3 separate regions of the Mus musculus genome follow, and regions 1 and 3 are each linked to region 2. A link is a loop called in an ENCODE intact Hi-C map of the cell type or tissue named here. Cell type or tissue: heart. All regions are shown on one strand. Region 1 holds the start of Pgam1 (phosphoglycerate mutase 1). Region 2 holds the start of Morn4 (MORN repeat containing 4). Region 3 holds the start of Exosc1 (exosome component 1).

Evidence for each region. Peaks named below come from ENCODE experiments on the same cell type or tissue, not always from the same donor. Only the 100,000 strongest peaks of a DNase experiment are listed, where the experiment ranks them.
Region 1: a loop joins it to region 2, with 2.9 times the contacts of the local background. A loop is called at or near these places in 1 of 42 quality-filtered maps.
Region 3: it touches region 2 in a loop (2.4-fold over the local background); 1 of 42 quality-filtered maps calls a loop at or near these places.

What each region holds. Positions count from the first base shown.
Region 1 is chr19:41,911,151-41,919,150 of GRCm38, forward strand. Pgam1 (phosphoglycerate mutase 1) reads left to right here and starts at 721. Exons shown (of 4, transcript NM_023418.2): 1 at 721-1,036; 2 at 4,455-4,729; 3 at 5,493-5,673; 4 at 6,456-7,515. The coding sequence starts at 898. The coding sequence ends at 6,625. In heart, CTCF peaks have their summits at 3,560 (motif pointing right) and 3,760 (motif pointing right); DNase peaks (open chromatin) are centred at 711, 1,401 and 1,751; H3K4me3 peaks cover 4,083 bases; H3K27ac peaks cover 3,036 bases.
Region 2 is chr19:42,085,956-42,093,955 of GRCm38, forward strand. Morn4 (MORN repeat containing 4) reads right to left here and starts at 415. Exons shown (of 5, transcript NM_198108.2): 1 at 242-415. Pi4k2a (phosphatidylinositol 4-kinase type 2 alpha) reads left to right here and starts at 4,480. Exons shown (of 9, transcript NM_145501.2): 1 at 4,480-4,981. The coding sequence starts at 4,547. In heart, a CTCF peak has its summit at 4,585; DNase peaks (open chromatin) are centred at 446, 3,406 and 4,346; H3K4me3 peaks cover 3,506 bases; H3K27ac peaks cover 3,151 bases.
Region 3 is chr19:41,929,540-41,937,539 of GRCm38, forward strand. It overlaps Exosc1 (exosome component 1), which reads right to left and starts at 3,775. Exons shown (of 8, transcript NM_025644.4): 1 at 3,713-3,775; 2 at 3,510-3,625; 3 at 1,817-1,891. The coding sequence starts at 3,743. Zdhhc16 (zinc finger, DHHC domain containing 16) reads left to right here and starts at 3,906. Exons shown (of 11, transcript NM_023740.3): 1 at 3,906-4,126; 2 at 5,199-5,344. In heart, a CTCF peak has its summit at 3,850; a DNase peak (open chromatin) is centred at 3,872; H3K4me3 peaks cover 2,725 bases; H3K27ac peaks cover 1,284 bases.

The DNA.
Region 1 (8,000 bases), 170 kb before region 2:
ACCAGGACGAACAGAGGTCCTAAAAAATTCAATTCCCAACAACCACAGGAAAGCTCACAACCATTTGTACAGCTACATAAAAATAAATAATAAATCTTAAAAAAAAAAAAAAAAAAAAAAAGCTGTGCTCTAACTGGCGTGATGAACCACGCCTTTAATCTAGCACTTCGGTGGCAGAGACAGGAAATCTCTGAGTTCTAGGCCTGGTCTACAGAACTTGTTCCAGGACAGTCAGGGTTACGCAGAGAGACTGTCTCAAAAAAAAAAAAAAAAAAAAAAAAAAAAAAAAAAAAAGCAACAAACTAGAAACAAAAAACAACAAAACAACCCAAAAGAACAATGTTCTGTTGAAGGGAAATAGCAACAACCCACGTTTAGGTTTATAGAGTATTTTACAAGTGAGGCTGAGACGTCTTATGACTTGTCCGAAGTACAAGTTAAAAGGAAAAGGGTGTATATTGGAATTGCGCAGGGATGGGACTGTGGCCTGGCAGGGCTGAAGAACTGGTCAGAGGATAGTTGATCATCCCTAAAGAGGAAGCGCGGCGTGTCCAGTCGGCGCCTGGAGCTCAAGCTCGCAACCAGCACCCTCCGCGCTCCTTGCTTACGTGCGCTCCGTGACTGCCGGGTAGCACGCGGGTACCGCTACGTACAACGCATGCGCACTGCCGCCGCGGTGCACTACACCCCCCCCTTAGCAGGCCGCAGAACTTGCCTGAGGCGCATGCGCACACGGGGCGGGCGGCGGTCTGTCGAGCGAGTGGAAAGATTTCGGGGAGAAAGTGCGCGGAAGCGGGGCGGGAGACTGTAAGTGCGCAGGCGCGACCGGGGCGGGGGGCGGGCTGCGAAGAGAATCTCGGCGATCCTCAGTTGCTGCTGCATCCTCTGCCCGTCGCCATGGCTGCCTACAAGCTGGTGCTGATCCGGCATGGCGAGAGCGCCTGGAACCTGGAGAACCGCTTCAGCGGCTGGTACGACGCCGACCTGAGCCCGGCGGGCCACGAGGAGGCGAAGCGCGGCGGGCAGGCGTTGCGAGGTACGAGCGGGACGAGCGCTGTGTGGCGTACTGGGCCAGCACCGGCCTAGGGGTCGCCTGAGCCCCCGGGCCCTCTCGAGAGGCGGGCACTTCGGTCGGCCTCTGCAGTTGAATTTTCATCTGGGGAGGTGAACGCAGGGTGGGGAACCCGCTTGTCAAGGTCACCCCGTTAAGTCTGAGAGTCTGTGCCAGAAAGAGGGCACAGCCGCCGCTAGGCTAAAATCTGTTCTTCCGGTCCGAGCAGCCCCACCTGTGGCGCCCAGGACCCTTTAGGGTACCACGAGGGCCTAGGGCGCCTGGCGGACGATTCCCCGTGACATCAGTGGCTGTACCGGAGTATACTTGAGGCGCCTGCCCATCATGGCGAAGCGGCAGGTCACGGGCTCGCCCTGGGTAGTGGGGGGGTGTTAGGTGGGGATGTCTAATGGCCTTTGAGACAACCTGGAAACCGCGTGCTTCGGAGAGCTTTGTAGCACAGCAGCAAACCACAAAACCGAATCCAGGAATGTGAGTGGGTGATTTCAGTTGATGCTCTCTCCAGCCCTATGAAGCAGGCAGATCTAATTTCCCTCCTTTTTACCTCTCTCCGTCCTCTTGTTATAGTTTAGAAAAGTGACTGGAAAGATTTGTCCAAGGTCATACAAAACTTAGTTCTAATCCAGTGTCCTTGCCCCATTTCTGGGTGGAGTAACAAGTAAGTGTGAGGAACTGGCGGGCCCTTGGCCAAGGACAGAGGCAGAGCAAAGGGTGAAAGCGTCCAGGAGATAAGCTCGCCTTTGCCTATCCATGCTGGGTGCCCCGCACCACCCACAGTTCTCTGTGATTTTGGAATGCTAATAAGAAAGCAAGGCCTCCCCGCTCCCTGTAGTGAAGAGGCACTTCTCTTGGTGATTAGGGCACATCCTAACTTGGACACGGCAGTAGCTGTGTAAAAGGGTTGCTCATGCCTACCTGAAGTGATCTTGTGTCTTGGTTGCCCTCCCTAGCTTCTTGTACACCCTTTTCAGATGAGGGAAGATTTTGAATACGAATTCCTGAGGCAAGGAAACATTGCTTTTTGAGATGCATGGCCTATGTAGGAGAGGCTAGAAAAAAGGAAAGTACTGGTTAAGGAAGCCATTTTCTTGAGCTCTGTGCCATGAAGCACTGTGTAGACCTGTGGTAGTTTGCTTATGCCTAGCTCAGGACAAAGTTAACTGCCTCTGTTCTCTGGGTATAAGATGATTATACGTTGAGCTGGAAAATAACAAGATCCATTTCAACCTTAAATACTATAGCACTAAGTTTTAGAACCTCACACGTTAGGCGCACATGGTGTTGCATGCCTGTAATTTTTCTCAGCACCCAGGCAGCTAAGAAGGGAGGCTATAGAGCATGGGCCAACTTGGACTACACAGCTGGACTGTCTTTATAAAGCTACTGTAAGTTTAGCATCTCCCAGAGATATCACAGATGATTAAAGGATGGAAGATTAAAAGCAAAAACCGACTGAGGGCTCCTGTGGATAATTGAGTAACAGAAAAGACCCAAGGTGCATACCATTCATTCCACCAGTGTTCCTCCTGCAGATTTCAGAAGGAAACTAGAGAGGCCTCCATGCAGCCTCAGGCGGAGGAAGGCCAGGGGTGAGGGGGCGAAGGGGGGGATGAGAGTCCATTGTCCCCCTGGCTGTACTTTGGATTAAATGGGTGTGTCTTTGTGCTTCTGATGCTATGGCATTCTTGCCAGGGTCCTCAGGGGGTACCACTTTGTCCTTGGGGACTATTTGGAAATAATTGCAGTGAGACAGCAGCCTGTAGCATCTCATCACGGGTGCTGAGGCTTGTTCTGTGGGTGACTCAGCCTTTTGTTGGGGAACATCCCTCCTCTCCTGGTTAAGGAGATGGTGAAGGCTGTGATGATGGCTGTCAGTTCTCATCAGCTTGTCCAGAGGCTCGGGGGTGAGATTGTCTTTCCTTGTGGGTGGTAGTGGTTTTCCTGGTATTAATCTTCCCTGTCCCCACTAGCTGGTCTCAGTGGCCTCATTGTCAGTTGACTGACTGGCAGGAAATTTTACTTCTTTTTTTTAATAACTGTTGCTAGTCTCAATATGAAGCAATGCCCAGAAAAGTTTGTGGTTAAACTTGAAGAGGGCCTTGTGTGCTGGTGAACACAGGGGTGTGTCCTGGGATAAGAAAAGGGACAGCTCCTTAATTCAAAAATATAAAGACAAGTCCAACTAGCTAGGCTTGAACTCAAGATTCCCCCAGGCTCCCTCTACTGAGCTGGGATTAAAAACATGCTGCCGAGCCCAGTGCTTGTCTTTATTTGCTTGTCTGCTAAAAATGGGTTGAGAAGATAGTAACATCATAGGATTCTAGTGAAGACGAAATCACAGTGTGGTATGGGAGCATGAGCCCTTTAGAAAGGTTAGCTATGACTTAAAGAGTTCACATGTTTTAAAGATTTATTTATGTATAGGAGTACACTGTAGCTGTCTTCAGACATACCAGAAGAGGGCATCAGATCCCATTACAGATGACTCTGAACCACCATGTGGTTGCTGGGAATTGAACACAGGACCTCTGGCAGAGCAGTCAGTGCTCTTAACTGCCAAGCCATCTCTCCAGCCCCAGAGTTCATAATTTTATGATCCTTTTTCTTTTTCTTTTTTTTTTTCCCCTTTTGCTCCTTCCTGGTGTAGAAGGCTTAAGATTTATTTTATGTATGTGAGCACAATGTCACTCTCTTTAGACACACCAGAAGAGGGCGTCAGATCTCATTCTAGATGGTTGTGAGCCACCATGTGGTTGCTGGGATTTGAACTCAGGACTCTTGGAAGAGCAGTCAGTGCTCTTAACCACTGAGCCACCCCTTCAGCCCTTTATTTATGATCCTTTTTCACTAAAACAAAATTAAACCCATTTTTCTATTGAGTAAGCACAGGTCTGTACACATGTGCATGCCTTGGGGTGCATGTATGGGGGAAGGACAACTTGTGGTCATCACTCCTTCCACTGTGTGGGTTCTGGGGATTGAACATGGTTTCAATCAAAATGTGTTCAGGAGTTAGAGTAAGATGTATAGCCTCAGGTTAGTTGGTTAACACTGCATTATTGGAATTATTGGAGTCAAGAGGAAGTGTGCTATTTGCTGTAATGTAAGTCGACAAAATTTCACTCAAGGGATGCAAGGATAATAAATGCTTTGCCAAAGAGACTTCTGTATAAAATCCTTGGAGCTCATGTTAGCCTTGCTAGCTTCTCACTTGGACTTTTTTCCTTCTTTGAGACAAGGACTCTTTGTAGCCTGGGTTGTCCTGGAACTTGCGGTGGAGGTCAGGTTGACCTTGAACTCACAAAGCCCTGTTGTCTCCCTAGTACCAGGATCACAGGCATGTGCCACAATACCTGGCTCATTTGCACTTCTTAATTTCTAGATGCTGGCTATGAATTTGACATCTGCTTCACCTCTGTGCAGAAGAGAGCAATCCGGACCCTCTGGACAGTCCTGGATGCCATTGACCAGATGTGGTTGCCAGTGGTCAGGACTTGGCGCCTCAATGAGCGACACTATGGCGGTCTGACAGGTCTCAACAAAGCAGAAACTGCTGCTAAGCATGGTGAGGCCCAGGTAAAGATCTGGAGACGATCTTATGATGTCCCACCGCCTCCCATGGAGCCTGATCACCCCTTCTACAGCAACATCAGCAAGGTATGGTTACCGATGCAGGTGCGGTCAATTCATCAGCATTGAGTTAGCATGTGGGCCTCACTCCAAGTTCTTATTTTCCAAGTCTATGTGTATGGGTGTTTTGCCTGTATATATTGCCTGTATATATTGCCTGTATATATGTGCACACATGCTTGCCTAGTGCCTTTGGAGGTCAGAAGAGATCAGATCCTGTGGAGCTAGAGGTGGTTGTGAACCTCTGAGTGCTGAGAGCCAAACCTGGGTCCTGTGGAAGAACAGCAAGTGTTCTCTTTTAACAGCTGAGCATCTCTCCAGCCCTAGGCCTCTTTTGTGTCTACATCTTGTCATTAACCTTATAAAATTACAATAGTAATAAGTAATATAACTCCCATTGCTAAGTAATGACCTTCACTTGTTATAGGATTTAGTTAGAAGTTAGTATTGTATCTGAGAGGGTACCTTCTTTCCACATCTCCACTGCCATTTATAAAGCCATTTCCAGCCTTCCCAAGCTAGCAGCAAACTAAAGTGAATTGGGAAACCTTGTTTGTTTTGTTAAACCTCTTCCCTGGATTCTAAATTATGTGTTTTGGATTGGGAAATGAGGATGCAGAGCAGTGACTACTGATCATCTTGTTCAAGTTCTGAGCTGCATTCTGGACCCTTGAGGGAGATGTTCATTAGTCACGTAATCCCTTAAGATCAGAGCTAGGTAGAATTGATAGACATGAAGTGCAACTTGGAATAACTGGCGACCTTGAAATAAGCCTTTGTTGTTGTTTAGGATCGCAGGTACGCAGACCTTACTGAAGACCAGCTCCCCTCCTGTGAGAGCCTGAAGGACACTATTGCCAGAGCACTGCCCTTCTGGAATGAAGAAATTGTCCCCCAGATCAAAGAGGGGAAAAGGGTCTTGATTGCCGCCCACGGCAACAGCCTTCGGGGCATCGTTAAGCATCTGGAGGGTAAGTGTATCTTCTTCCAGGAGTCCGTAAGGATGATTAAACACAGCTGTTAGCATCAGACTGAGTTTTGTAGCAAGGAAACCTCTGGGGAAAGTATGATAGTGCAGATGGACTTAAAGACAAACTTGTTTCTTCCTTTCTCAATCTACGGTCTGCCAGCAGGATGTGGTGGCTTACACCAGGGAGGCTGAAGCAAGAGAATCACTTAGAGTTCCAGGCCAGCCAGGGTTATATAGTGAGACCTTGATTCTAAGGCAACAGGAAGTGCGTTACAAAATAGTGACAGTGGGCCTTTGACACTCTGCTATATATAGGATGTTCAGTTCAGAACTGTCACATGCTAAGTGACTCTATGCATTAACGTACATGCTTACTTGCTTTAGGAGTGCCGGCTGAAACTGTGATCATAATGATGCAGGTCCTAGAGGCCTTGAGGACCTAGAGGTGCAGGTGGCTAGGCTATAGGATGTTCCAGGAGAACATAGTCCTTTCTGCTTTTCCACATGTACTTTTGTAGGGATTTCTGTAGTGTAACTTTCTGCAGTTTGTTGGTGGCTCATCTTAGAATCTTGTATACTTTAGTCACTCTTTCTAATGTTAAGAGGCTTGAAAGTTGTAATTGGGGGCTGGTCCATGGGGCACTAGATCCACTAAGATCCACTAGATCCACAGAAAGGATGTTTTGTTTGTTCCTACTTAAGTGCTTTGCTATTAGTAGATAAAGAGTAAATCTATAGGGGATGTGGACTCTTTCTTGTGGCTGAAAATGGTGGCTCTTTTAGGTCTCTCAGAAGAGGCCATCATGGAGCTGAACCTGCCCACGGGCATCCCTATCGTCTATGAACTGGACAAGAACTTGAAGCCCATCAAGCCCATGCAGTTCCTGGGAGACGAGGAGACCGTGCGCAAAGCCATGGAAGCTGTGGCTGCTCAGGGCAAGGTGAAGAAGTGAAGGCGAAGAGGCAGACTCCTACCCCGACACCCTCCCTGCCTGTTCCTGCCTCCTGCACCCTCCCCAGCACCTGCCACACTGACTATGTCTTTAGGATTTTAAGTTTAAGTTGTAGCTGCAGATGGGGGCCTGTGGCTCCCGTTTTCATTGTAGTATTTTATCCCCTGCACCCACTCCCTTCATAGAATCTAGTCAGAATAACGCCTCTGGGGGTGCAGGTTCTCGGACCACATCGAGGGACAGCTCCCTGTACCAGGAGAGTTGAGAGATAGTAACTATAGTTTTTCTTAGGTCTTTGTTTACTAAGGGTCTGCTTAGGAAGAATTCAGGGAGGAACTGTGCTGTGGTGTGACCAATGAAAAGCTGCAGTCCAGTTTTGTCCCTGGAACCTGTCCTGCACTCTTCCTGCAGTTAGGTAACTGGGGGCATAGTCATTCCAGTGGAGAGTGGAAGTAACCTCATGGTGATTTTTAACCCTAATTTCTCTCTGACCCTAAAGGAGCTGCTGGCCCTAGAAGGTTGGGATCAATCTTGTCAAGTCTATGTTACACTTACTTTTACAAAAAAAAGTATATATACATATTATCAGCACACAAAAGCAACTCTGAGGTTGCTAGTGACATTTGAAACAGTCCTGTGTGGTCACCAGAAAATAAGCCATTCCTCATATCAGTGGGATAAACTCCTTGTACCTCTTGCTGTGTTTGGATCCCTTGGCCTTGTTTTGTAGAGGTGAAGTACCCCTGGATCATGTCCGAGTTTTTGTCTTTCACTGTCTGAATCATGTTCCAGCTGCTTGACCCTACCGTGTGGGTTCAGAGCTCGTTTGGGCGTAACAACTAAGTCTCTTTCCAGATCAGTATAATAAAGGAGTGATGTGCAATACTTTACTGTTTGTCTTGTGTCTGTGGTCTGAGAAAACCACAGCATTCAGTTTGAGATGCACATTAAGTTCTTGTTTTAAAGGTGCCAGAGGTGGCTGGCTACTTTGAGGGATCCAACATCCTCTTCTGGCCTTGGACACGGTGCACAAACATACTCACGGGGAAACACCCATACACATGAAAGTACACCTCACCAGCCATTAAATACACTGACGTAACCAAGTTGGGAAAGGAAACCAATAACTGTTGGATGTCCAACATGGCTTCCCAGAATCTCCTGTAGAGTTTAAGAATGAAGGATTGGAGGGGTGGCTCAGTGGTTAAGAGTACTTGTTGCTTTTGTATATAACAAAATCAAACCATGTGGGTTTGATTTCTAGCACACACCCACATGGTGCACATACAATACATACATACATACAAACGGGTAAACCAAAGAGTAAGTTAAGCATCAGGAGGCCTGGCAAGATGATGGCTCTGTAAACAGGTAA
Region 2 (8,000 bases):
CATTCCCTCCAGACACAGCCTGGCACACCCCTCTCGATAACCAGTGTTCTGTGTTCTCCGGGGCTACAACCTCTGGATCGAAATTCCAAACCCAATTTTGGGGTCCCACTCACAGCCACCTTCTGGTCAGTACAGCCAGGACAGAGGCTCGCTCCCTAGCCCAGTCACCTGCTTGCCGCCTTAGTCCCTACCTGGTGGACCGCACTCCCAGGTCCTCCTCCCACCCGCGTCGCGAGCCTACCTGAGCTTGGCTTCTGGGCGACGACTGTCACGCCCCAACGCGATGCGGGTCTCCAGCAGCTAGGATCTTTGCTGCTCTGGGCTCCCAACTGCCACTCTCCCCTCCGCCACCTCCACCCGCCTCAGCCACACTGGACGCCGCCATCCCTGACGGGCCGCACTGGGCACAATTCCTGCTGTTCATTGGCTGTTACCTAGGCAACCGCGAGCAACGCCACTCCCCATTGGTCCAGCCCTCTTTCGTGCCATCTTTGTGAGGGGCCCAGTGTTTTGGGAGTCTGGGCCAAAGATCTGAAAGAGAGGTGGGGCTGAGCCGGCTGTCCAATCTCATTAGTCCCAACAGAAAACAAGGACCCAGGTTTCCCCTCTCCAGAGACCTCCAGGCATAAACTTTAATCCTAAATAAGGCTGAACAAGTGTTCAAAGTGGCTACCCTCTCTAAAGGTTGTGATTTTTAGATGCATGAACAACTCCACCGCTAAGTATGAAGAGAAAACCTAAACCGTGCTTTAGAAGCTCAGCTTTGTAATTAATGATGCGCTGCACATTTGCATTCATAGGGAATCACTGTGTTCCACGTCTTCTGTATTTAAAATATATTGCTATTATTGGAGCAAATCTTCCCAAATACTGTTCCCGAATGTCTGTATAGCTGTATGTTTATTTATTGAAGTGCGTGTGGGCAGCAAGTTCTTCAGGGCTTGGGAAGCCAGGGTTGTCCGTCGTTGCTTCTCTCATGGAACTCATATGACATGTGTGAGGCATTGAAAGACAAAGCAAATGGCTTCAAATAGCTTTTTGGATTGGGATTTCTTCAGCTGCAGGTTAGAAAATGGTAATGATGAAAATAAGGGTGGCTTTTCAGGACCTGTATGAGAACATAACGCCAAAAGAACGGTAGTTTGAAGTTAATTTGAAAAGATTTGATTTCTGTGTTCAAATCCTATCTTCGCTACTTACAAATTGTGTATGTTTTTGAGTAACTTAGTGAGCTCTCTGGCCTGTAAAATAAGATCAGACCAATAAATTCAATATGGTATTAATAATACTCACTAGGTAATATAAGCTAAACTGTGGAATAGATTGTAGATTAAAGTGCAGTCATTGAGTCGGGCGTGGTGGCGCACGCCTTTGATCCCAGCACTCGGAAGGCAGAGGCAGGCAGATTTCTGAGTTTGAGGCCAGCCTGGTCTACAAAGTGAGTTCCAGGACAGCCAGGGCTATACAGAGAAACCCTGTCTCAAAACAAAACAAAACAAATAAGTGCAGTCATTGAAAAATAGAATGTAAAGAAAGGGATCTCTTTAGAACTTGTGTTAGGAAATATGAAGAAATGAGATTAAATCACAGATTATGTGAGACCAAATTATGGAAAGACCTATAAATTTGCAACAACAACAACAAAAGCTTGCAAAATGTAGTTTCTTTGGCCAGCAAGATGGTTTGTTGGTTTGTTGGTAAGAACAAATTACCTTGTCTCCTTGGGACACAGCATCCAACATCATTGGAGTTATAATGGGAGTTAGTGAAGCGAATCCATGTAAGATACAACGCCCAGCACATACTTAGCACTGGGTAAGCGCTCTCCATGTGTATTTCGACATAGACTTACCTAAAAGAGAAACCTAGTCCCAAGTGGCAGACACAGAAATAAAGTTTGAGGGGAAAACTCAGAATTCCAGGGAGAACTCAGAATCTTGGATCTTTCCTTGCCCATAATATTAAATCCATTAGCTAAATGAGATGAATGATATCAAATACTATTTCCATGGTTCTGAGAACCCATTATATCACTACATGAGTTAGGTAGACATCGCTACATAGCTACTTTACCTATAAAAGGCCATTGAACTCTATATAGATCTTTGGCCAGGATGGTGTATTTATTTTTTGTTGTGTTGGAGGTGAACACAGGGTCTTCTATATGGTAAGCAAACACTCTACCACTGGGATAGCCTCTCAGCCCTGGAAGGATTCATTGGAAAAAAAGAAGTTGGAGACATTCTCACACATACAACTAAACAATAGCTCTTTCGGTTCAGTACTTCTCTCGAGTCGGAATAATAATTTGACTCAAGAAAGTAGGCTGATGGGGGCTGGTGAGATGGGTCACCAGGTTGGCACTTGTCACCAAGCTTGACAACCTGAGTTTAATCCCTGGGACTCACATAGAAGTGAGAACCAGTTACTGTCCTCTGACTACCACACATGCACACACACGAGACACACGTGTACATGCGATCATTCAAAAATGAAATAAACGGAAAACATTAAGGTGATTATGTGATTGGTCATCTTCTGTGAAAACTTCTGCTTGCTGGTGGTTCTGAGATGAAAAACAAAAATCCCATTAATCATAATCTCAGCAGTTATGAAAGGGGATGTCTGTGGAAGGCTTTTTGTGTCCTGATTATAGGTAAGGGTGATTACTGTCATTTTATAGATGGGGAACTTTAGAAAATTTAAAAATCAACTTCTTAAAAAAAGCTAATAATTTATAGAACAGAGCTTAACTTCAAACATCTCTGATTTCCAAGCCCATGTTTTTATGTATTACATTTTACACTATAATTGTATTGAAATTATTTATTTTATTATTTATTTTATATGCATTGGTGTTTTGCCTGCACTCTGTGCCTGTGCGAGGGTGTCAAATTCACTGGAGCTTGAGTTACATAGACAACTGTCATGTGGGTGCTATGCTCTTACCTACTGAGTCATCGCTCCAGTCCCTCCTTATTATTATTATTATTATTATTATTATTATTATTATTATTATTATTATTATCATTTTCTCTATTCTTCTGAATCTGTCTGTTTCTCTCTCTCTCTCTCTCTCTCTCTCTCTCTCTCTTCTCTCTCTCTCTCTCTCTCTCTCTCTGTCACTCTCTCTTCTGTGCCTGTCCGTGTGAAGGTACCTGAAAAGGCTTAAAGGAGGGTGTCAGATTCCCTAGAGCAAGGCTTAGAGGTTTTTGTGGCCCACCTGATATGAGTGCTGGGAACTGGTTCCGGTTCCGGTTCCGGTTCCGGTTCCGGTGTAAGAGCAGCAAGTGCCTTAGCTGTTCCTCCATGCCTGCAGCCTCTGTTCTGTCTCTAGGTTTAGAGTGGATGCGCTCTACATTGCACTCCTGCAAGCTCTGCCCTCTGAAGCTTCCGGATGTCACGTGCCCTCTGCTGGCTCACTAGGCCTTTAGTGTTTAGCTCTGCTTTTCCTCAGCCAAGCAGGGTGTCCTAAATAGGCTTTAGCCTTCTTCCTCCTTCACTTTGGCAATGCTCCCTGTGCATGGTATGCCTTTTCTTCCCTTCTCCCCTTGCAATTCAGCTACTTCCTTTAGCAGCTGGCTCTTGGTACAGACCCTGTATACGGCCTTTTCTCACGTTCTCAAGTCTATGAACTATTGCGAACTTTCAGCTAATATTGTTAGCTTTATATCTGTCTCCGGTGGTGCTTATACAGAGTGAGGACAAAGCTTCTTCCTTTTATTAATGAAAACGAGGACCAACTGTGTCTAGACATTCAGGTGAATAAAGTCACGGACTAATTTATTCTCAAGGGACCAAAGCTTTCCTCAATGATCAGATTTACATAGTATATGAGCAAAGCATACTATGTAAACTGCATGAAGACTGACATTTATTATTTACTTTTGGTTTTTCGAGACAGGGTTTCTCTGTGTAATCTTGGCCGTCCTGGAACTCACTATGGCCGCAAACTCAAAGAAACAGATCTACCTGCCTCTGACTTCCAAGTGCAAGGTTTAAAGGTTTAAAGGCATCCGCCCGGCTGAGGTACTAGGATTTTTTTTTTTTAACTTATTGCGATAGCACAAGTGACCTATGTCATTGTTGTCGTTTCAATTCTTTGTCCATAGCTGGTGCTTAGTGACACAAAAATGACATTTTGCAGTTTCACAGTCAGCTCAGCGTAGCCAGTCAATAAGTTAGCAAGGAAGCAGCTATCGGAAAAGCTTCCGAAGATCTGTCTGCCAATTGGAAGCTGGGGCGGGCTAAGGGCAGAGGGCGTACCTAACCCGGGTTTGTCTCGAGCATGCGCGGTCTCCACAGAAGGTGACGCGAAAGCTAAGGAGGCCGCGATTGCGTAGGCGCAGGTTCTGATTGGCCACTACACAAGCGCGAGGGGCCGTGCCTACGCGTCGCCAAGTAAACAGGACAGGCTAGGGGCGGAGCTACGGAGGCGCGGCTCCCTGGTTGGCCAAGCGGGAGGTGGGGGAGTGCCGCGGATTGGTCACGGCCGCGAGCTCGCTGGTGTGGAGCGCGCCGGGTCCCCGAGCCGGCGGCCTGAGGGATGGACGAGACGAGCCCGCTAGTGTCCCCCGAGCGGGCCCAACCCCCGGAGTACACCTTCCCGTCGGGCTCCGGAGCTCACTTTCCGCAAGTACCGGGGGGCGCGGTCCGCGTGGCGGCGGCGGCCGGCTCCGGCCCGTCACCGCCGTGCTCGCCCGGCCACGACCGGGAGCGGCAGCCCCTGCTGGACCGGGCCCGGGGCGCGGCGGCGCAGGGCCAGACCCACACGGTGGCGGTGCAGGCCCAGGCCCTGGCCGCCCAAGCGGCCGTGGCGGCGCACGCCGTTCAGACCCACCGCGAGCGGAACGACTTCCCGGAGGACCCCGAGTTCGAGGTGGTGGTGCGGCAGGCCGAGGTTGCCATCGAGTGCAGCATCTATCCCGAGCGCATCTACCAGGGCTCCAGTGGAAGCTACTTCGTCAAGGACTCTCAGGGGGTGAGCGCGGGGGTGCGGGCGCAGCGGGGGCGGCGCCCTGGGACCGGGGAAAGGGGGAATCGAAAGGGTGCAGAAAAGAAACTTCAGCGCCAGCCCCCGGCGAGATTGGGGATGCTTCTGGGGACTGGAAGTGGAGAAACCTCGCGGGATGAAGAAATCAATCAGAACCTTTTTGCAGGGGAAGGCGTGAGCGAAAAGAGAAAAGAGGAAATTGACCAGATACGGGGCAGAAAAGTCCTGACCCAAGCTGCTTTCCAGTCGGTCCCTTAGCTTCAAACTACTGGGACAAGTAGCTAGTCATTGCCTCCAGATTCAGGGTTTTAGACCTATTCTCTTTCACCTTTTATTTATTTATTTTAGTTTGGCCCAAAGCTGTGTGTCGACCCATCACGGACTCAGAGGATTTAATTCCCTCTTGTGTTGTGGGGCTGTCTTTGTAGGGATCCCAGGTTTCTTATTAGCAGTCATTGGTGACAGCGTGGGTGGATTCGTCAGTGTCATCTGTCCTGATTATTGCTCACTTCTGGGAAAAGGTTCATATCGTTGCTTATGGTTCCTCAGTGTCAGAGTGTGGAGCTTTAAAAACACGAAACTGTCTCCTGCCCTTTAATTTTTCCTTCAGTTCTATATTAGCAGTTTACTTAGCTAGGGCAGTTTTGCTGACCTTAATTCTGTCGCCTGCTTTTGTACTGGGGGGGTGTGGAAGCAGGATAATGTGGGGCATGAGGTGACTGAGGCAGCGAAGAAGTGACCTTTATCCATTTGAGACTTCATAAGAATTTAAAACTTTGGACACAGATCAGACCAGAGCTATTAGAGGATTAGTAGGTCAAGATATGTCAGCTCTTTCTTGTTGATGTTGTCAGATGTGCCAAATGGTTCATTTTAAAAATTTACTATTTTTATATGTATTAAAATTATGGGTGTTAAAGTTGTATCAAAATTCCCTCCCTTCCCTCTCCATATATCGCCCCCCCCCCCCCCACACACACACCGTTTCTCTCTGTAGCCCTAGTTGTCTCTGGAATTCACTCTGTAGACCTGGCTGGCCTTGATCAGCCTGCCTGTACCTTCCCAGTGCTGAGATTAAAGGCATGTGCCACCACTGGGCAGCTGGTCTCTTGCATTTGTGTGTGTGTGAATTTAAAAACAAAACCAAAAGCGCAACCTTAAAAATTAGCAGGTGTGGACCAAGCCTTTAATCCCAGCAATCAGAAGCTGGGGGTTCTTTGTTAATTGGAGGCCAGCCTAATCTACAGAACGAGATCTAGGGCAGTCGGAGCTACCTAGAGGCACCCTGTCTCATTTCACTGTAGCCCAGGTTGGCTTCAACTCACATTCCTCCTGCCTGAACCTCCAGGGTACCGTGTGGACTCTTTGTTTATCTTATTTTTTCATTTTAAAACTTTTTTTTTTGTTCTGTTTTGTTTTGTTTTTTGAGACAGGGTTTCTCTGTATAGCCCTGGCTGTCCTGGAATTCACTTTGTAGACCAGGCTGGCCTCGAACTCAGAAATCCGCCTGCCTCTGCCTCCCGAGTGCCGGGATCAAAGGCGTGCACCACCACGCCCGGCTATTTTAAAACATTTTATGTGTCTTGATATTTTGTCTTTATTTATGTGTCTTTTCCCAGAGGATGGTTGGGTCCCTGGAATTGGAGTTTCAGATGACTGTGAGCTGTCATGTGGGTGTTGAGAATGGAACCCCGGGTCTTTTAGAAGAGCGGCAGCTTCTGAGCCATCTCTCCAGCCCCTTGTGTGCTCGTTAGATGGGTTGCATGCTGCTGTGTGGAACTGGTCAGGGTGGGTTGTGACTTACTGCTCTTGATAGAGCTCATTTACCCAGAGCTGCCCTTGAGATTACAAAGCCAGAGAGCCATTCTGTCAACAGCGCTGGTATAAACTGGATTGGAAAAAACTTTGAGAACGTCCACAAGGCCCCTGATTCAGCTCCAGCACAAGAAGCCAAGTCAGCAAGACTTCATTCTTTTTTATTCCAGAACAGAATGGGACTTAGGTAGGAATTGTGTTTTGGCGGGGGGCGAGTGGGTAATGTGTAACGTGTTGCCTGGACCTTTTGATAGCCACAGGAGGAAGATTTTTGTTTTTTTCTCATTTAGAAGTATGTCAGGTCAACTGGGAAATGATCTGGTGCTCTGATAAATGGGAGTAACATGATCTGTGAGTTCTGTTACCTCAGTTCATCATGGAGGACAGGCCGTAGGGCTCGGGTTTGGAGGCTGTTGTTTTGGTTTGGGCGGTGGTTAGGATCTCAGGCTCTAAGTTTCAGGCCACTGTCCTCTGTTAGAAGTAAAAATCTACACACACATTTCCAAAACAGGAGAAAAAAAAGATTAGTAATATGATTGCCTTGCCCTGCTCCCTCTGAAAGTGTGGTCTAGGACTGAGGAGCCACTTCCTGAGTGCTTGTGGAGGTTAGACTGCCCACAGAAACAGTTTGGTATTTGTCACCTCAGAATCTGCACCAAATGTATTTAAATTTAATTAATGCTTAAATAGTGCTTACTGTACGGCAGAATAGTTCAAGTGCTTTATGAATATTGACTTGTTCCCTATAACCACCTCGGAGGTTGCTACTGTTTTGTCTCCACAGGTGACCCTGGGTACGGTGTAATTGATTTGCACAAGGTCGGTCCCCTAGGAAGGCATCTTGGCTCCGAGGTTCTGCTCCTCACCTCACTACTGTTTGAGAAGCAGTCAGCCATGCGAACTCAGTTTCTCTGGTGTCGGTTAGCATTGGGCTAGCCTGTGTGTGACAGATATTTTTAAATAATGACCAAAGGTGGGAAAAAGGTTTATTTATCTCAAATGTAAAGGGAGTCTATGGGCTTCTCAGAACCAGCGTGGCTTTTCACTGTGCTTGCAGATGTGCCCGTCCTCAGAGTGTGGCCTACACGTCCTCTGCTAATGGCTACTCAAGCTTCCTTGTTTATCAGCCATTGGGAAGAGGGAGAGAAAGAATGTGTCCCCACCCTTGCTGGCCCTTCCTAGAAGTTGCATC
Region 3 (8,000 bases), 160 kb before region 2:
ACCTTCAGAAGAGCAGTCAGTGCTCTTACCCGCTGAGCCATCTCTCCAGCCCGGAATTATGAATTCTTGATGCTAGGCTGGGATCTTAACTCACTGCATAGGAAATGGTGATGCTGAACTATCTACCTTGATCCTGGAAGTCTTCAGATCAACAGAGTACAGTGAAACTTCTTCAAACAAAATAAACAGAGCAAGCCTTTCTCACCTTTTAGAAATTCATTATTATTATTAGTAGTAGTAGTAGTAGTGTGTGTTGGGTGCACTGAGTGCAGGCTCATGTCCCACAGCAGAAGTGCAGAAGTGTGGAGGTCTGTTCGGTTTACTTTCTGTTACTGTGATAAATACACAGACCAAAAGTAACTTGGGAAGACTCCTAACATTACAGTCCATTATCAGGGAAAGCCAAGAAACGTAAAGGCAAAACCTTAGGGTCAGGAAGAGAAGCAGAGGCCATGGAGAAGTGCTGCTTACTGGCTCTCCTTGGCTTACCCAGCTAGCTTTCTTATACAATCCAAGATCATTAACCTAGTGGTGGCACTGCCCACAATGGCCTGGGCCATCCCATATCAAATGTCAATCAAGAAAATGTCCCATAGACAGGCCAAGCTGACAGAGGCCAATCCTCAACTGAGGCTCCCTCTTTCCAGGTTAACTCTAGTATGTGGCAAGTTGATCAGACCAGACACCATTGTTGAGTTGGTTTTCTCCTGGATTCATATTTACATGGGTCAGCAGGCTTGCATGGAAAGTGACTGACCAGATAAGCCACCTTACTGACTGACCCATGCTCTCCCCCACCCCTCCCCTTTTCCCCTTTGTTTAAGACAGGGTCTTACTATGTAGCCCCCCCCCCCCCCCCCCCGTATCAGCACTAGCCATGTACACCAGGTCGGCCTTGAACCACAGAGATACGCCCGCTTCTGCCTCTTGAGTGGTGGCATTAAAGGCACATGCTGCCCAGTCTGTCTTCTCTCTTTGGGACACAGATCTACCACGCAGCCCGGCTCCCCTTTGAGATCCCCCACCTCTCAAGCACCATCTGAGGAGTGTGCACCTATGCCTGCAAAACTTTCTGTGATGTCATTTCCTGGGGCTGGACAGATGGCTCAGCAGTTACAGAGCACTGGCTGCCCTGGTAGAGGGTCTGGATTCAATTCCTAGCAGGCACACGAGGGCCTATAGTCATCTGCGCCTTCAGTCCCAGGGGGTGCCACACCCTTCCCTAGGCTTTGTGGCACCAGGCATGCATATGACGCAGACAAGGTGACTATTCACACGCGATAAAACAAAACAAAATAAAGAATCATTTGCTAGACCCAAGGGTGTACTTCAGAGGAGTCCATCACTTTCCCACACCCCCCAAACAAAAGTCCTATGCCAGCCAATATGGCAGTCACTAACCACGATTTGCTACTGATTACTTAAAATGTGAAGAGCGTTGGGACTGTGGGGTACAGGGTCTCACTCTGTAGCCTATTCTGGTCTTGAACTACTGTCCAATAACTCTGTTCAGCTTCCAGATACTGAGACCACAGATAGGATGAATCGTATCTATATTGTAGCCTGGCTAAAAATAAAATTTTCATTTTTCTTTTCTTTTGAGACAGGGTTTCTCTAGGAAGCCCTGGCTGTTCTGAAACCACTCAGTAGACCAGGCTGGCCTCACGTATCTACCTGCCTCTGCCTTCTAAGTACTGGGATTAAAGGCCTGAGTCAACACATCCAAATAAACTTCAACAGCCCTATATAGCCAGGCGACTACTGAATTCAGCAGCCGACCATGGCAGCTATAGCACAGTGACTAGGACCCGCTCACCTTACAGGTGACGACAGCTCCCACATCTGGAAGCAACTGGGACTCTGTTTCTCTCATCACTGACACCACGGGAACCTGTGGAGAAAATAGAAAGGTCAGTGTAGTGGCTAAGTAAGCCTTGGTTTGAGAAAGCAGCCTGTAGATTAGTTTTTAGCCTATAGCAGAGGACATCAGTCATTTTAGGAAATAGAGGATCAGAAGCCATTAGAATTAGGTGGCCAGGTTTAATATAGCCTTTCTGATTAGTTGTAAATTACTGAAGATTCTCTTGGAATTTCCTGGTACAAATCCTTTTGCTTATAATTATGAATATCCTGACTCTTCCAAGCTATACTTTTTTTTTTTTTTTTTACACTTCATAAGTCAGATCTTGCAATTAAATGCTACAGAATGGCAACTCTTGTTTTAGTCCAATGGCAGCTGGCAAGTACCATCTTACCTCTCTTGCTTGGTGCGGTTTCCTCACCTTACTAAGTCCCTCCCATGTCAGTGTCCGTCTAACCCATTCTCTACAGGAGGATCACATTCTTTGCTCTCCTCCACCTCTACTTATATTCAGATGACTAAATCCTGTCACTGTCTAGAATGCACAGAGCCTGTTACATGTTCTTATTGTACCGCACAATTCTTTTGTACATTTGCTCATGATTTCTGTCCGCCTCCTCAGTAAGAAAAGCTGTGTATTGGGCTCGTGACTCTATCCCCAGTAGCAAATAAGGGCAGCCCTGAGCAGGTCACATTGAAAGTGCTCAAGAGACATCGATGCAGTGACTAAACACACAGGCTGAGGCTGACTTTATCTCCAGAACCAACAGACTGGAATCTGTTTTTACAAATAAGCTCAACACAAAGAGAGATGTTTAGGTCTAGCCAGTTCCTAAAGAGTTTTTATTTTTTCGGGAGATTGGATCTGTGGTCCCAGGGTCAGCATACTACGTAAGCTCTGTACTGATGAGCCACAAGTCTAAGGTTTTAGTTTTTATTTATTTTTTATCGTCTTACATGTATCAACGATTGCTTTTATCTGTGCCTGTTAGAAGCTGGGGATACGCTGGTGTACCACCAATCGTGGCTCCACTTAAATGTCTAGTTGGGCAAGAATCTAGTGATCAAGAGTAACATTTAAATAAGTGCCCTGGAGGGAGATTCTTGGGCATATCGATCCTTCTGCCACCAAACCCACTTTTTTTTAGTCAGAAGGTCCAGAAGGGCTTCTCTGGGAAAAAAAAAAAACAACTAAAAAAACCGATTAAATAAAGGGGTTGAGCAGGAGTGTGTTCCAGATAGACGACACGTGAATTGCACAGGCTTCGCGACAAGAGCGAGCTTAGTGCACTAAGACACTGGAAATCGCCAGCATTACTACATTGATGTCAGTGACGTGGGACACATGAAAGCGGAGGGGTAGTCGAGATGTACCACGTGAGGAAGCTCTCGGCTGGCTGGGCTACTCTTACATTTGCGTGCTTTTCCCTCCACTTCCTTCTGTGTGCATCCACAGAACTTAAGTCAGATTAACCTAACGGGTGTGCGGCCGGTGTGCTTCAGCACAGCGCAGAGATCACAGCCGGGAGACCAAAGCGTTCTGCGGCTGAGCCACCAAAGACGCGTCCGCCCGCTCTGCCTGTGCCCAAGGACCGGAACTCAACGGCACCCGGAGAGGGAACGCGCGCTGGGTAGCCGCTTCCTTTACCGCGCCATTCTCGCTGGTCTTCATCAGGCAGCCAGCCAGCGACGAAAAGATGTAGCCATGCCGGGTGTAGGTGCCGCTGCCGGGGCTGCCTTCCTCCAAGTTACACAGACGTTCGCCTGCAGAAGACAAGCTGCCTCAGCCACGGGCTCCCAGAAGCTGGTTGCCACACAGCCTGGAACTGCGTGCGGAGACCGCTCACTTACCGGGGATGCAGTACCTCACCGGTGGTGCCATGCTTGCCACCATCCACAACCCGGATGAGAACCAAGACGACTTCTCATTGGTCAGCTAGAGGAGCGGCCTCGCAGTTACACGAGTACCAATTGGCGCCTTCGACCGCACGGGGTGTAAGAGCGAGGTCTGACTCCATTTCCCAGGCTGCCCCGGGACAGATCTCTGGGCGTGCCTTTGCGGGCTCCGGGCCTCGCGCCTGCGCAGCTGGGTGGTGATGGGCGGGCGGCGGGTCCCGGTCCGCTGGCTAGCGCTGTGGGCTGAGGGCCATGGTGGGTCAGCCTTAGCTCGGCCCGGCCTGGGTCCTGAGCTGGAAGGGGAGGCAGTGGGTGGCGGACAGGGAGACTGGGCCTAATCTGGCTGATTGAGAAGCTGGCAGGAGGCAGGTAAGAGTAAAGGCGCGGTTCTTGCTTCCCATCCGAGTCCCGGTGTCCAGGCCTTTAAGTTAAGTTCCTGATCTCTCTACGACCTGCCCTGCGTGGATGCGTCCTCCTAGGTCCGAACGCATTTTCAGCCCCAACTCGCCCATTTCATGAGTTTGAAGACTCAGATCCAGGTTTGCTTTGTACAACAAAGTGTCGAAGTTGGTTCGAGACAGCCCAAGCTTAAGCCGATTTTTTTTTTTTTTTTGGACCTGAGCCCATCATAGATGGACCCTGCTGCACCTGGAGACACAACCTTTTTCTAGTTTTGTAGAACGACAGTTTCTTCTCTTGCAGGCAGATACTCTATAGAGTGTGAGCTCCTTAACTATGAATGAGCAGCTTGACGTTAGCATAGCATTCCTTTTGCTTTTTTTTCCCTTTTAGCATGTTAGCCGGGAAAGAAGCCTTCATTAATAGAATATTGTGCTTTATTGATATCTGACATCAGCTTGAGGTGGCAAAGGTTCCGGGAGCAGCAGCTTTTTCCGGATGAAATTTGCCATGACTTTGATCTCACTTTCATCTATTGGCTCTGGAGTTTATTGCTCTCTCCCCTTCCCTCCCTGTCAGCCAGGCTTCTTTGAGATACAGATGGTGATTTAGGGGAGTGCTCTTGCCTGCTAATCTCTAATCTGGTGGCAGATGGCCACTGTGGCCTGTGGGTCCTACTGAGAGGTGGCAGTACTTGGAGTGTGGAGAAATTATGCTGGCTTTATTCCTCCTCCGTGCATTCAGGTCATTCGTGCCTTCCCGCCACATTTAGATGTAAATACGACTTTGCTTTTTCTCTGTTTCCTGAGGGAAAACTTTTTCACTTGTGGCCCATTTAATACGTCTTTTTCTAGCCTCGTCATTATCCTGATATCCCATTAGGCTGAGGGGAGAGGGTCCTGGTCTCACTCTGTTCACTCAGAGTTGATAGGCACCACAAGCTTTCCATTTTACGGGTTTGATTTCCGGTTTGATTTGTCCTCTAGGTTATTGATCTCTAGAGCTATGATTCTAATACTGGTTTTATTTCTTTGTTAATCAGAAAGGATGAGCGCAGCAAATACTTGGGTGTTATCACATTGGTGAGAGTGTCTTTGCTGGCTCCTGTACAGCTGCCAGCCTTTCCTGTTCTGCATCTCTCCAGGTCATTCATTCAACAAGTATTTATTGAATACTTCTACAAGCCAGGTATTAAGATGTTTATAAGCATTTGATTTAAACCTTGGGCATATGTGTGTATATGTATGTATGTATGTACACGCATACATTTGTATGTATAAGAATTTAAGGTTTAGAGAAGAAGGTTCCAGGACTACTTATGGAAAGATTTGAACCCTAAATAGGGTATACATAGATGAGAATTGGTCAATCGAGCCTTAAAGTAGGCATTTCACACAGAACTCAAGGATGGAGAAGGTGATTGACAGTCGGATTCTTTATAAAGATACATTCTCGTGTATCTCATGCTGGTCTCAGACTGGCTGTGAAGCCAAGGATCATTTTTATCTAATCCGCTTGTCTCCAGATGTACACACATGCCCAGTTTTGAGGATCTTTATTTATTTTTTTTTAGGTGGGATAACACACTATGTTTTAGATAGAACTGATTGTCCTGGAAACTCACTCTGTAGACCAGGCTGGCCTCTGCCTCTGAATGCTGATATTAAAGGCGTGTGCCTCAATCTTTCTTTTTTTTTTTTTTTTTCTAAGATTTATTTATTATTATATGTAAGTACACTGTAGCTGTCTTCAGACACACCAGAAGAGGGAGTCAGATCTTGTTACGGATGGTTGTGAGCCACCATGTGGTTGCTGGGATTTGAACTCTGGACCTTCGGAAGAGCAGTCGGGTGCTCTTACCCACTGAGCCATCTCACCAGCCCCTCAATCTTTCTTTTCAACAGTTCCTTTTAATTCTTTCAGCTTCATAGGAAGTGATGGGAAAGGCCGGTCTCTTACCCTGTGAAGTGGCTATTGGTCTTTTCCCCATTACGCTTCAGTTTTCTTGCAGGCTTTTTTTTTTTTTTTTTTGCATCTTTTTATCTCACCTTGGGGTTTCCAAGATTGTGGAAGGAGATCATTAATGATTTTTGCAAAACTTTTTAAAGTGGGGTTGAGCCAGGGTGCAAGGAGAGTACTTTACTCCAGTTACTGAACTGAAACCCATCTCCACAGCAGAGTAGCTGCATCCAGTTTCTGCTGGGTCATGAGCTGCCTGTTAAATAAGTCAGTGAGGTTGCTGAAGGCAAAGCAGTATTCCTTATCCATCCATCATTAAAACAGATTATTTTTACGAAGCTAATGAGACTATCATGGAAAGTCTGTTGGTGTCTCTGTGTCCACAGTTGTATTCATTGCCTGGGCAGTCAGTGTCTGGGAATTTTGGGGCCAAGACTATCAACCACAGAAATGCTACTTAAACAGAGAAGACCTGGAAAAGCTCCCAAGAGGGCAGGTCCCTCCCACTACTGTCTCATACTCTGAATACTTGAAGTTAACTTGGTTGCTATATCCCAAGGATAAGACTGGGAGTGAAATTGGAGACAAAGTATCTTATGTCATGCAAGTGGTGGTTGACTGTTCTTATAGCTCACAGCCATCTGAAAGTTTCAAGGGATCCTCTGGCTATGGCACTAGGCACAAGCATGGTACTGTTGCAGCAAGTTTGATCACATTGTGAATCCCAAGATTATGTTATTTATTTACTGAAAAACTGTCTAGTTGTGGTGTGGCTCAGATTTTTTTTTTTTTTTAAATATTTATTTATTTATTATATGTAAGTACACTGTAGTTGTCTTCAGATACACCAGAAGAGGGAATCAGATCTCATTACGGGTGGTTGTGAGCCACCATGTGGTTGCTGGGATTTGAACTTCGGACCTTCGGAAGAGCAGTCGGGTGCTCTTACCCACTGAGCCATCTCACCAGCCCCGGTGTGGCTCAGATTTAGCACACACTTTTAATCCCTCTGGCTGGAATACAGACACTTGCTTAGTTCACACCTTTAATCCCAAACAATGAAGGTAAAGTTAGTTTGTAGAAGGAAGCACCCATGTTTGAAAGTGATGTCTAACTGAGTGGCAGACAAAGTGATGAATCAGAGAAAGATTTTGACAGGATAGGATATGCCTAAGTCTCATGAGAAGAGAGAGGAAAGGAAAGATGTGTAAGAGAGCAGTGCAGAGAGAGGAAAGAGGCAGTTTTATTGAGACAGTTTTACAGAGACAGGTTGCAGAGAGAGAACAAGCCAGAGAATGAGAAGGAGCCAGAAGATTAGAACATACTGCCAAAGTTAGTATGAAGCCACGCATAGTAATTTAGGAGAAGCTGAGAGTGTTTTGAGGCAGAACAGCTGAGATGAACCAGAATCAGCGATAAGTCTCAGGCTGAAAACCTTCTAGGCCGAGATTAGATTGTATGGAGGCTAGGAGCTTCTAGGACTGGGCCTAGGTTAGCAGATGGAGGGGAGACAACAACTAATTCAGGCCAATAAAAGATACTTTTAATATGGTCCACTTACATGCAGTTGTAAAGAAATACATGGAGAGCGACAGGGGAAGAGATACCCGATACTCATGTCTGGCCTCCACATGTGTCCTTCACACACAGAAAAGAACTCCGACTTAAAGCTGTTTCTCTTTACTGTGGCCCTTCAAGTGTAAATTACCTGGGATTTCCTGCATAATCATGTAGTATAATGTAAATATGACCTTCATTCCCTACATCCTGTAATATGGTTGGAATAATGACACTGGAAATCCTATAGAAAAGTGACCTTTTCTATTTTCATAGCTGATGACTGGCCTAATTGAAAAGTGCTCTAACTTGATGATTTGGGGTCTTC